2 separate regions of the Homo sapiens genome follow, and region 1 is linked to region 2. Evidence: chromatin loops called from intact Hi-C (ENCODE). Cell type or tissue: K562. All regions are shown on one strand. Each heading gives the region's core, and the rest is flanking DNA. Links, peaks and the distances in the headings are about the cores only.

The links. Hi-C counts contacts between places; a loop is a spot of excess contacts. Peaks named below come from ENCODE experiments on the same cell type or tissue, not always from the same donor. Only the 100,000 strongest peaks of a DNase experiment are listed, where the experiment ranks them.
Region 1: it touches region 2 in a loop (2.1-fold over the local background); 1 of 110 quality-filtered maps calls a loop at or near these places.

The regions. Positions count from the first base shown.
Region 1 is chr7:64,722,181-64,727,716 of GRCh38, reverse strand. No RefSeq gene overlaps it. Among named protein-coding and RNA genes, the nearest start is that of MIR6839, 46 kb to the right of the region's middle. In K562, for the core only: no CTCF peak of the experiment used is centred there; no DNase peak of the experiment used is centred there.
Region 2 is chr7:64,911,764-64,917,299 of GRCh38, reverse strand. The region is part of intron 1 of ZNF273 (zinc finger protein 273); the gene reads right to left. Among named protein-coding and RNA genes, the nearest start is that of ZNF273, 11 kb to the right of the region's middle. In K562, for the core only: no CTCF peak of the experiment used is centred there; a DNase peak (open chromatin) is centred at 2,509.

The DNA.
Region 1 (5,536 bases), core at 585-4,584, 190 kb after region 2:
CAAGGTATACAGGCAACAAACACCATCATGAATAGAATACTACCTCACATATCAATACTAACGTTGAATGCAAATGACCTAAACACTCCACTTAAAAGATACAGAATTGTAGAATGGATAAGAATTCACTGACCAACTATCTACTGCCTTCAAGACACTCTCCTAGCACATAAGGACTCACATAAACTTAAGGTAATGAGGTGGAAAAAGAAATTCCATGCAAATGGACACAAAAAGTGAGTAAGAGTAGCTATTCTTATATTAGACAAAACAAACTTTAAAGTAACAGCAGTTAAAAAAGACAAAGAAGGAAATTATATCATGATAGAAGGCCTTGTCCAACAGAAAAATATTACAATCTTAAATATATATATGCACCTAACACTGGAGTGCTCAAATTTATAAAACAATTACTACTGGACCTAAGAAATGAGATAGACAGCAACACAATAGTAATGGGGGACTTCAGTACCCCACTGACAGCACTAGACAGGTCATCAAGACAGAAAGTCAACAAAGAGACAATGGATTTAAATTATACCCTGGAACAAGTTGACTTAACAGATATTTATGGAACATTCTACCAAACAACCACAGAATATACATTCTATTCATCAGTGCATGGAACTTTCTCCAAGATAAACCACAGGATAGACTACAAAACAAGTCTCAGTAAATTTAAGAAAGTTGAAATTATATCAGGTACTGTCTCAGACCACAGTGGAATAAAACCAGAAATCAACTCCAAAAGGGACCTTCAAAATCATGCAAATACATGAAAATTAAATAACTTGCTCCTGAATGATCATTGGGTCAACAATAAAATCAAGATGGATATTTAAAAAAATCTTCTAACTGAATAATATCAAAACTTCCAGGATACAGCAAATGCAGTGCTAAGAGAAAATTTATAGCCCTAAATGCTTACAACAAAAAGTCTGAAAGAGCACAAATAGACAATCCAAGGTTATACCTCAAGGAACTAGGGAAACAAAAACAAACTAAACCCAAACCCAGGAGAAGAAAGGAAATAACCAAGATCCCAACAGAACAAATGAAATTGAAACAAAATAATAGAAAAGATAAATGAAACTAAAACCTGGTTCTTTGAAAAGATAAATAAAATTGATAGACCATTAGCAAGATTCACCAAGAAAAGGAGAGGATCCAAAGAACCTCAATTAGAAATGAAACAAGAGCTATTACAACTAACACCACAAAAATACAAAAGATTATTTAAGGTACTATTTAAACATCTTTATATGCATAAACTAGAAAACCAGAAGAAGATGTATAAATTCCTTGAAAGATACAACCCTCCTAGCTTAAATCAGGAAGAATTAGAAATCCTGAACAGACCAATAAGAAGCAGCGAGATTGAAATGGTAATAACAAAATTGCCAACAACAACAAAAAAAAGTCCAGGACCAGACAAATTCACAGCTGAATTCTACCAGACATTTAAAGAAGAATTGGTACCAATCCTATTGACACTACTCCACAAGATAGAGAAAGACGGAATCCTCCTTAAATCATTCTATAAAGCCAGTATCACCCTAATACCAAAAACCAGGAAAGGACACAACCAATAAAAAAACTATAGACCAATATCCCTGATGAATATAGATGCAAAAATTCGTAACCAAATACTAGCTAACCAAATCCAACAGCATATCAAAAAGATGTGCAAAAATCATGCTGCTATAAAGACACATGCACACGTATGTTTATTGCGGCACTATTCATAATAGCAAAGACTTGGAACCAACCCAAATGTCCAACAATGATAGACTGGATCACGAGGTCAGGAGATCGAGACCATCCTGGCTAACACAGTGAAACCCCGTCTCTACTAAAAATACAAAAAAATTAGCCAGGCGTGGTGGCGGGCACCTGTAGTCCCAGCTACTCAGGAGGCTGAGGCAGGAGAATTGCTTGAACCCAGGAGGCAGAGGTTGCAGTGAGTTGAGATCGTGCCATTGCACTCCAGCCTGGGTGACAGAGCAACACTCTGTCTAAAAAAAAGACAAAAACAAAAAACAACTGCTTTTTGTTGCTGTTGCTGTTGGCTGCTGATATAATTGTATACCTAGAAAACCCTAAAGACTCTTCCATAAAGCTTCTAGAAGTGATAAATGAACTCAGCAAAGTTTCAGGATACAAAATTAATGTACACAAATCCATAGCTCTGCTATACACCAACAGCACCCCAAGCTGAAAATCAAATAAACAACCCAACCCCTTTTATAATAGCTGAAAAAAAAATAAAACACTTAGGAATACACCAAACTACAAAACACTGTTGAAAGAAATCATAGATGACACAATCAAATAAATACACATCCCATGCTCATGAATGGGTAAATCAACATTGTAAACATGGCTATACTGCCAAAAGCAATCTACAAATCCCATGCAATTCCCATCAAAATACCACCATCATTATTCACAGAACTAGAAAATGCAATCTGAAAATTCATATAGAACCAAAAAAGAGTCCACAAACCAAAGCAAGATTAAGCAAAAAGAACATTTCTGGAGACATCACATTACCTGATTTCAAACTATACTATAAGGCCAGAGTCACCAAAACTGCATGGTACAGATATAAAAATAGGCACATAGACCAATGAAACAGAATAGAGAACCCAGAAATAAACCCAAATACTTATAGCCCACTGATCTTCAACAAAGCAACAACAATAAAAAAAAAGTGTGAAAGGACACCCTATTCAACAAATGGTGCTGGGATCATTTGCAAGCCACATGTAGAAGAATGTAACTGGATCTTCATTTCTCACCTTATACAAAAATCAATTCAAGATAGATAAAGGTCTTAAATCTAAGACCTGAAACAAAAAATTCTCAATGATAATATTGGAAAAACCATTCTAGACATTGGCTTTGGCAAAAACTTCATGATCAAGAACCCAAAAGCAAATTCAATAAAAACAAAGATAAATAGGTGGAACTTAATTAAACTAAAGAACGTTAGCACAGCAAAAGAAACAGTCAGTAAACAACAACCCACAGAATGGGGGAAAATTTTCACAATTTATACATCTGACAAAGGACTAATATCCAGAATTTACAATGAACTCAAACAAAATAGCAAGAACGAACAAACAATCCCATCAAAAAGTGGGCTAAGAAAATGAATAAACAATTCTCAAAAGAAGATACACAAATGGCCAACAAACATATGAAAAAGTGCACAACATCACTGATGATCAAGGAAATGCAAATCAAAACCAAAATGCAATACAATCTTACTTTCACAGGAATGGCCATAATCAAAAGATTAAAAAAAATAGATGGCATGGATGTGGCGAAAAGGGAACACTTCTGCACGGCTGATGGGAATGTAAACTAGTATAACCACTATGGAAAACAGTATGGAGATTCCTTAAAGAACTAAAAATAGAACTACCATTTGATCTAGCAATCCCACTACTGAGTATCTATCCAGAGGAAAAGAAGTCATTATACAAAAAAAATACTTGCACAGGCATGTTTATAGCAGTACAATTTGCAATTGCAAAAATGTGGAACCAATCCAAATGCCCATCAATCAACAAGTGGATGAAAACTATATATAAACAAGTGGATATATATATATATATAATCGAATATATATAATAATCAAATATATATATATAATCAAATATATATATAATCGAATACTACTCAGCCATAAAAAGGAATCAGTTAATGGCATTCACAGAAACCTGGATGAGATTGGAGACTATTATTCTAAGTGAAATAACTCAGGAATGGAAAACCAAACTCGTATGTTTTACTCATAAGTGGGAGCTAAGCTATGAGGATGCAAAGGCATAAGAATGACACAACAGATTTTAAGACTCAGGGGGAAAGGGTGGGAAGAAGGTGAGAGAGAAAATACTACACATTGGGTTCAGTGTATACTGCTTGAGTGATGGGTGCACCAAAATCTCACAAATCACCACTGAAGAACTTACTTGGGTAACCAAATACCACCTGCTCCCCAAAAACCTATGGAAATAAAAATTTTTTTAAAAAAGACTGAAAGGAACCTCAGAACTCATCCAGCCTCACCTTCCTCATTTTGCAAATGCAGGAGAGGGACTGAAGACATTGCCAACTTCACATAGCCTTTAAGAGGCCAACTCCAGACCTAAAATCAGGCCTTGTGACCCCAAACCCAAGTCCCCTTCTTGCCTTTTGCTATTACTCTGTCTCTTCAAAGGACAAGATAGAGCCAAGTTGGGATGGGGAGTGGTCACACCCACACCCAGATTCTACCCTCACGGGCACTGCCTTCCCTATGGGACCTATTTCTTTCATTTCCAGTGCTCATGTTATGGCCAAATCCCGGAAAAATGTGCCCTTTAAATCTTCGTGCACCCCTAGAACTAGCAGACATTAAAAGTAATAATAATGGGCTGGGAACACTGGCTTGTGCCTGTGGTCCCAGCTACTCGGGAGGCTGAGGAGGGAGGATTTTTTGAGGCCACAAGTTTGAAGCTGCAGTGAGCTATAATTGCACCACTGCACTCTAGCCTGAGTGACAGGATGAGACCCTTTCTCTCAAATAAAGGAAAAAGAAAAAAGTAATAATAACAAAATAAAAAGAGTAATTTACCAATTACTGAGGGAGTCTAGAAAGGTTAAGTATACCCCCTCTAAATTGGAAATAACAGTTTAAAAAATATTTTATTGGTAAAAAAATAAAAGCCACTTTTTATCCTGAGAGAGTATGTAGAACTTGAATTTTGGTTTAAAGCACTTATTACTAAGCTTAACGTAAATACTTTGGCAAATTGATTCTAACAAAGATATCCTTCTCATGACTTAAAAGAGCCACTAATTTTACTTTTGAAATATGTTTAATTTTTATATTAAAAGCTAGGATGGCTGGGCGCAGTGGCTCACGCCAGTAATCCCAACACTTTGGGAGGCGGAGGTGGGTGAATCACCCGAGGTCAGGAGTTCGAGACCAGCCTGGCCAACATGGTGAAACTCCGTCTGTACTAAAAATACAAAAATTAGCTGGGCTTGATGGAACATGCCTGTAATCCCAGCTACTCGGGTGGCTGAGGCAGGAGAATCACTTGAACCCAGGAGGTGGAGGTTGCCATGAGCTGAGACCGTGCCATCGCACTCCAGTCTGGACATCGCAGGGAGACTCTGTCTCAAAAAAAAAAAAAAAAAGAAGAAGCTAGGATGAGCCTATTATATAGAAAATTTGTGATCTGTATGTGCCTCCTCATCTATTGAGTGGTCAACAGTTTCTGAAACTTTCAGAAACACTACTATAAGAATACTTTTTCCAACTGAAGAATTTAAAGATATTAAGTTTTCTCAGTGATTAAAATGAAATATATTGGAATAATCAGTCACTTACAATGGGGTTTTAAATGTTATTTAATGAACACGTGAAGTTTCTTTTAAACTCATTTTAACAAGTTATTTCTATTGATTTTTCACTTTCATTAGAAAAAATATTAACATTTCTGTTACTACAAAGCTATGAATTTTACATAAACACAGTGCT
Region 2 (5,536 bases), core at 638-4,637:
CTATATTTACATCATACAGAATCAGCTGTGTATATTTTTCAGATAGAAAAGAAATGCTGTGTTACAAGCTAGCTTTAAAATTTTAATGTGTACAGTAATAAACTGGAGATCTTGTTATGCAGATTTTCTTTCCAGAAGATCTGGAATAAAGTCTGAGTTTCCAAATTTTTAACAAGCTCACCAGTAATGCCAATGTTTTTGGCCCAAGAAGAATATTTTGTCAAACATCCAGTAAGTGGAAGAGCCTGTGATTTTCCCAGTTTTTCTGGCCTGTAAACAAAGATGAGAGCCTTTATTTTCCAAAGACAAATATATACAAAGGAAACCTAAGAAAGAAGGGCAGCTTCCAGATTAAATGTGATGGTTTATGCACATCAGCTGCATAAAGATACTTAATAAAGAAGAGAAAAATAATTAACTCTATAGTAAGAAAAATAAATCTGTCAGAGAGCTCTTTTATTTTATTATACTTTAAGTTCTGGGTTACATGTGCAGAACATGTAACATAGGTTACATGTTCTGTTACATAGGTATACCAAGTGAATCATTAACATCAACTGAACCAGGACAGATTTGTATGATGCGCTGAGGCACACAGAAAAACACAGCATCACTGCTTCAATATTGCCCCTCGCAAAAGTAAATTATAGTCTGAATTTAACCATACACAAACATCAGTTTTATGCCCTCTTCAAGATACAGATAACTCTTATGTTGTTATTTTGTGTGTATGGTTTTTTTTTTTTTTTTTTTTTTTGAGACAGTTTTGCTCCCTTGCCCAGGCTAGAGTGCAATGGTGTGATCTCGGCTCAGTGCAATCTTCGCCTCCCGAATTCAAGCGATTCTCCTGCTTCAGTCTCCCAAGTAGGTGGGATTACAGGCGCCTGCCGCCGCTGCCATGCCCAGCTAATTTTTTTTTTTTTTTTTTTACATTTTTAGTAGAGATGGGGTTTCACCATGTTGGCCAGCCTGGTCTCGAACTCCTGTCCGCCTCAACCTCCAAAAGTGTATGGGATTACAGGCGTGAGCGACGTGCCTATCTTATGTTGTTATTTTTAACAGTAATTTTAAGTAGTCTTCAACACCGTAGAGAGCAGTTTTCTCCTAATAATTTTTTTTCTTGTTGCCCAGGCTGGAGTACAGTGATGCAATCTCTGATCACTACAACCTCTGCCTCTCAGGCTCAAGCGATTCTCCTGCCTCAGTCTCCCTAGTAGCTGGGACTACAAGCATGTGCCACCACACCCAGCTAATTTTTGTATTTTTAGTATAGACGAGGTTTCACCATGTTGGCCAGGCTGGTCTTGAACTCCTGGCCTCAGGTGATTTGCCCACCTCAACCTCCCAAAGTGCTGGGATTACAGGCATGAACCATCATGCCTGGCCATCTCTGAGTAATTATTTTTTAGAACTTTTTGGGTAATAAATGTTATCCTGTTTAAATAAGCATTTTGTTAATTCTGTTCTGCATAGAGCTAATGGAGAACACAAATGAAACCCCAACATTACATGTTCTCCATATTTACAAAGGACCCCAGCTTGTTGGAAACAGGCCCCCCAAAATCTGGCCATAAACTGGCCCCAAAACTGGCCATAAACAAAACCTCTGCAGCACTGTGACATGTTCATGATGGCCATGACGCCCACGCTGGAAGGTTGTGGGTTTACCGGAATGAACACCTGGCCCACCCAGGGCGGAAAACCGCTTAAAGGCTTTCTTAAACCACAAACAATAGCATGGGCGATCTGTGCCTTCAGGACGTGCTCCTGCTGCAGATAAGTAGCCCAACCCATCCCTTTATTTCAACCCATCCCTTTATTTCCCATAAGAACTACTTTTAATCTATAATCTACATAAACAATGCTTATCACTGGCTTGCTGTCAATAAATACGTGGGTAAATCTCTGTTTGAGGCTCTAAGCTCTGAAGGCTGTGAGACCCCTGATTTCCCACTTCACACCTCTATATTTCTGTGTGTGTCTTTAATTCCTCTAGCGCCGCTGGGTTAGGTTCTCCCTGACCGAGCTGGTCTCGGCACCAGCTTTTCCCCAATAGGAATGTTGAGTATCCACAGCCACAAAGGAAACATTTTTAATGTTGCACATCACAAAGTCATGTGAGAATTCTGCATGGAATATAAGAAGCCACGATGTAGAGAAAGTAGAGTAGGCTCTGGTATATAGGAAAGAAGTATTTTTCAGAGATGCTTGACTATCATGAGAATTTTTTAAAGTAGTTAAAATAAACTTAATAGGGAAGAAAAATGCAAGTAGAGAAGCAAAGGTTTACAAGTACTAAACGCATGGCATTCCAGGAGGCAGAGTGGACACAGCTCTTGATCTGAGACATGTTTAGCTAAAAAAAAAAAAAAAAGGCCATTTTTTCCCCTTTTCTCCTCCTTCTCTGGGATTCCTTCTCAGATGAGAGTCTCTGGACTAATTACACACCTGCATCTTGAGAATGTGCCTTTGAAGTGTCAGCACCGCCTGCTTATCTGCTAGCACCACACCCACAGGCAGATGACATGAAAAACTCCAAAACAGATAAAGCCCGCCCGTTTCTGTTCTTTATAACAGCAAAGATTCAGGAACAATGAGCTACTCCACAGAGATAAAAATAAAGTTTCTCTTTATCTATCCTCAGGTGCCCTCCCTTGCCACAGACACCAGCAATTTCTGCTACAGTAATGGCAATATGGGCTGTACTGTCCTGTTCCTACCAAACTCAAACAGAACTGGCCCTGTGACCACCCTTTAGTACAAAGGCAGAAATTAACTCTCATGAATGTATTTTGAACCCCTCATAGCTGATTCTGTTCTCACTCTAGAATCACATGAGGCACTTATTAGGTTGGTGTGAAAATAACTGTGGCTGTTGCCAATTTTTTTTTAATGGCAAGGTAAAAGAAATAAAAATAATAAGTAATAATAATAGTGTTTTTTTTTTTTAAATAGCAGAAACAGTCCAGGTGTGGTGGCTCATGCCTATAATCCCAGCACTTTGGGAGGCCAAGGTGGGTGGATCACCTGAGGTCAGGAGTTCAAGACCAGCCTGACCAACATGGCCAAACCCCATAACCCCATCTGTACTAAAAAAAAAAAAAAAAAAAAAAAAAATACAAAAATTACCAGGACGTAGTGGTGCATGCCTGTAATCCCAGCTACTGGGGAGGCTGAGGTGGGAGAATCGCTTGAACCCAGGAGGCAGAGGCTGAAGTAGCCGAGATCAAGCCATTGCACTCCAGCCTGGGTGACAGAGCAAAAATCTGTCTCAAAAACAAAAAAAGGCGAAAACGACAATTACTTTTGCACCAATCTAATAATTAAAACAACATGGATGCTTCCACCAAGAACATTAAACAGAACTTGTGGAAAGGGCACAAGTAAAAAGATTTCTGCAAATTGGCCATGTAATCCTCATTAGAAGCCTGAGCTGATAACCACTTAGCTAAGCATTGCCTCTCAGACTTTAACGAGCTTATAAATCACTTCGTAATTTTGACCCAACTCTATGTAATGTTATTCTGCAGGTTTGCAAAGGGTCCATGAATCGGTGTTTTAAACAAGTCCTCGTCAATGCTGATGTTGCTCCCCTTAGGCTCATTATTAGCTCTAGTTAGAGGAAGCAGGCACAGCAAAGTGTACCTTACACTCAGCACTCTTGTCATAACACAAGTGAAGACAATCCATCTCCACCCTAAAGTATCTTCTTCGCTGTCTCTTTAAAGTTTACAGATTAAACAGAAGGCAGCAATGTCTGAATAAGTCTGCATTTGAAAAACAGCATGTACACATGTACTACTGCAATGTTTATTAAGCAGACACTGTGTTCACCGTGTTCTCACTCTCAAGAGTATGTTACACAGCGCTTCGCTGGAAATAACACATTATGTGATTGAATCCTCGTAACACCCTGGGAGCTAGTACCAAACATTCAATAATTCCCAGGATTTAAATGAAGGGCCCAGCATTTTTACTTCTTCTTCTGTTTCTCTGTCACTGATTTTTTAAAAAATGCATAGAATAAAAACAAAATATAGACAGATGAGAGAGACACAGAAAGGAAAATTTCAATGTAGTTTAAAGGAATTTTTATTGTGTTTATATTTACTTTTTTGTGACTTGTGAAACAATCACTGGATCTGCAAGAATAGAAAATAAGTTGCTGGCCGGGTGCAGTGGCTCAGGCCTGTAATCCCAGCACTTTGGGAGGTCAAGGCAGGTGGATAGATCACCTGAGGTCAGGAGTTCGAGACCAGCCTGGCCAACATGGCGAAACCTCATCTCTACTAAAAATACAAATATTAGCTGGACATGGTGGTGTACACCTGTAGTCCCAGCTACTTGGGAGGCTAAAACAAGAGAATCACTTGAACCCAAGAGGCGGAGGTTGCAGTGAGCCAAGATCGCACCACTGCACTCCAGCCTGGATGACAGAGCGAAACTCAATCTCAAAAAAAAAAAAAAAAAAAACTAAAATGAATCCTGAGTCAAAAAGAAAAACAAAGGGTTTATTTAGCTGTTCATATGATTTACATATATTCAAAAAAGCAGAAAAATATCTACATATAATCTAAATGCTTTAAGAAAACAGAGAAGAGCAAAATATTCTCCCTTATTTTCAGGAAACAGAATCATAAAGCCTCTTATTTCTAATTTATATTTTCTCCTACAACAGCCAGGTCTCAGGACATGCTCTTGAACTCTTGGACATCTGAACTCAGTAGATAACTGGATTCAGGCATCTAAGGAGTAGCCTTGGGCACACTGTGTGCACTTTAAAGAATGTTTATGGGGTGGGGGGAACAGAAGAAAAGAGGTGTTATTCATGAGTGCACATGAATAAAGCAAGTTCTTAGAAACCTATGAAGAGACTTCGATTCTAGCACAGTAATAGTGGAAGAAAACAACACCCCACAGACACTATTAGACAGATTATTGAGGCAGGAAATTAACAAAGATATTAGGACCTAAACTCAATACTTGATCAAATAATCCTAATAGAAATCTACAGAACTCTCCAACTAAAAACAACATAAATGGCCAGGCATGGTGGCTCACGCCTGTAATCCCCATACTTTGGGAGGCCGAGGCGGGCGAATCACCTCAGATCTGTTCAAGACCAGCCTGGCCAACATGGTGAAACCACGTCGACTCTATTAAAATTAGAAAAATTAGCTGAGTATGGTGGCGGGCACCTGTGATCCCAGCTACTAGGTAGGCTGAGGCACAAAAATCGCTTGAACGCAGAAGGCAGAGTTTACGGTGAGCCATACAATTACGTGGAACTTAACCTGCACTTGAATGATATTTGGGTAAATAATGGAATTGAGACAGGAATCAAGAAGTTTTTTGAAACAAATGAGAGCAAAAATACAACATACCAGTATCCCTGGAACACAGCTGAGGCAGTGTTAAGAGGGAAATTTATGCCATTAAATGCTCACATCAAAAAGTTAGAAAGATCTCGATTTAACAACCTAATATCACAAATAAAAGAATAAGAGAAGAGCAAATCCCTAAACTAGCAGAAGAC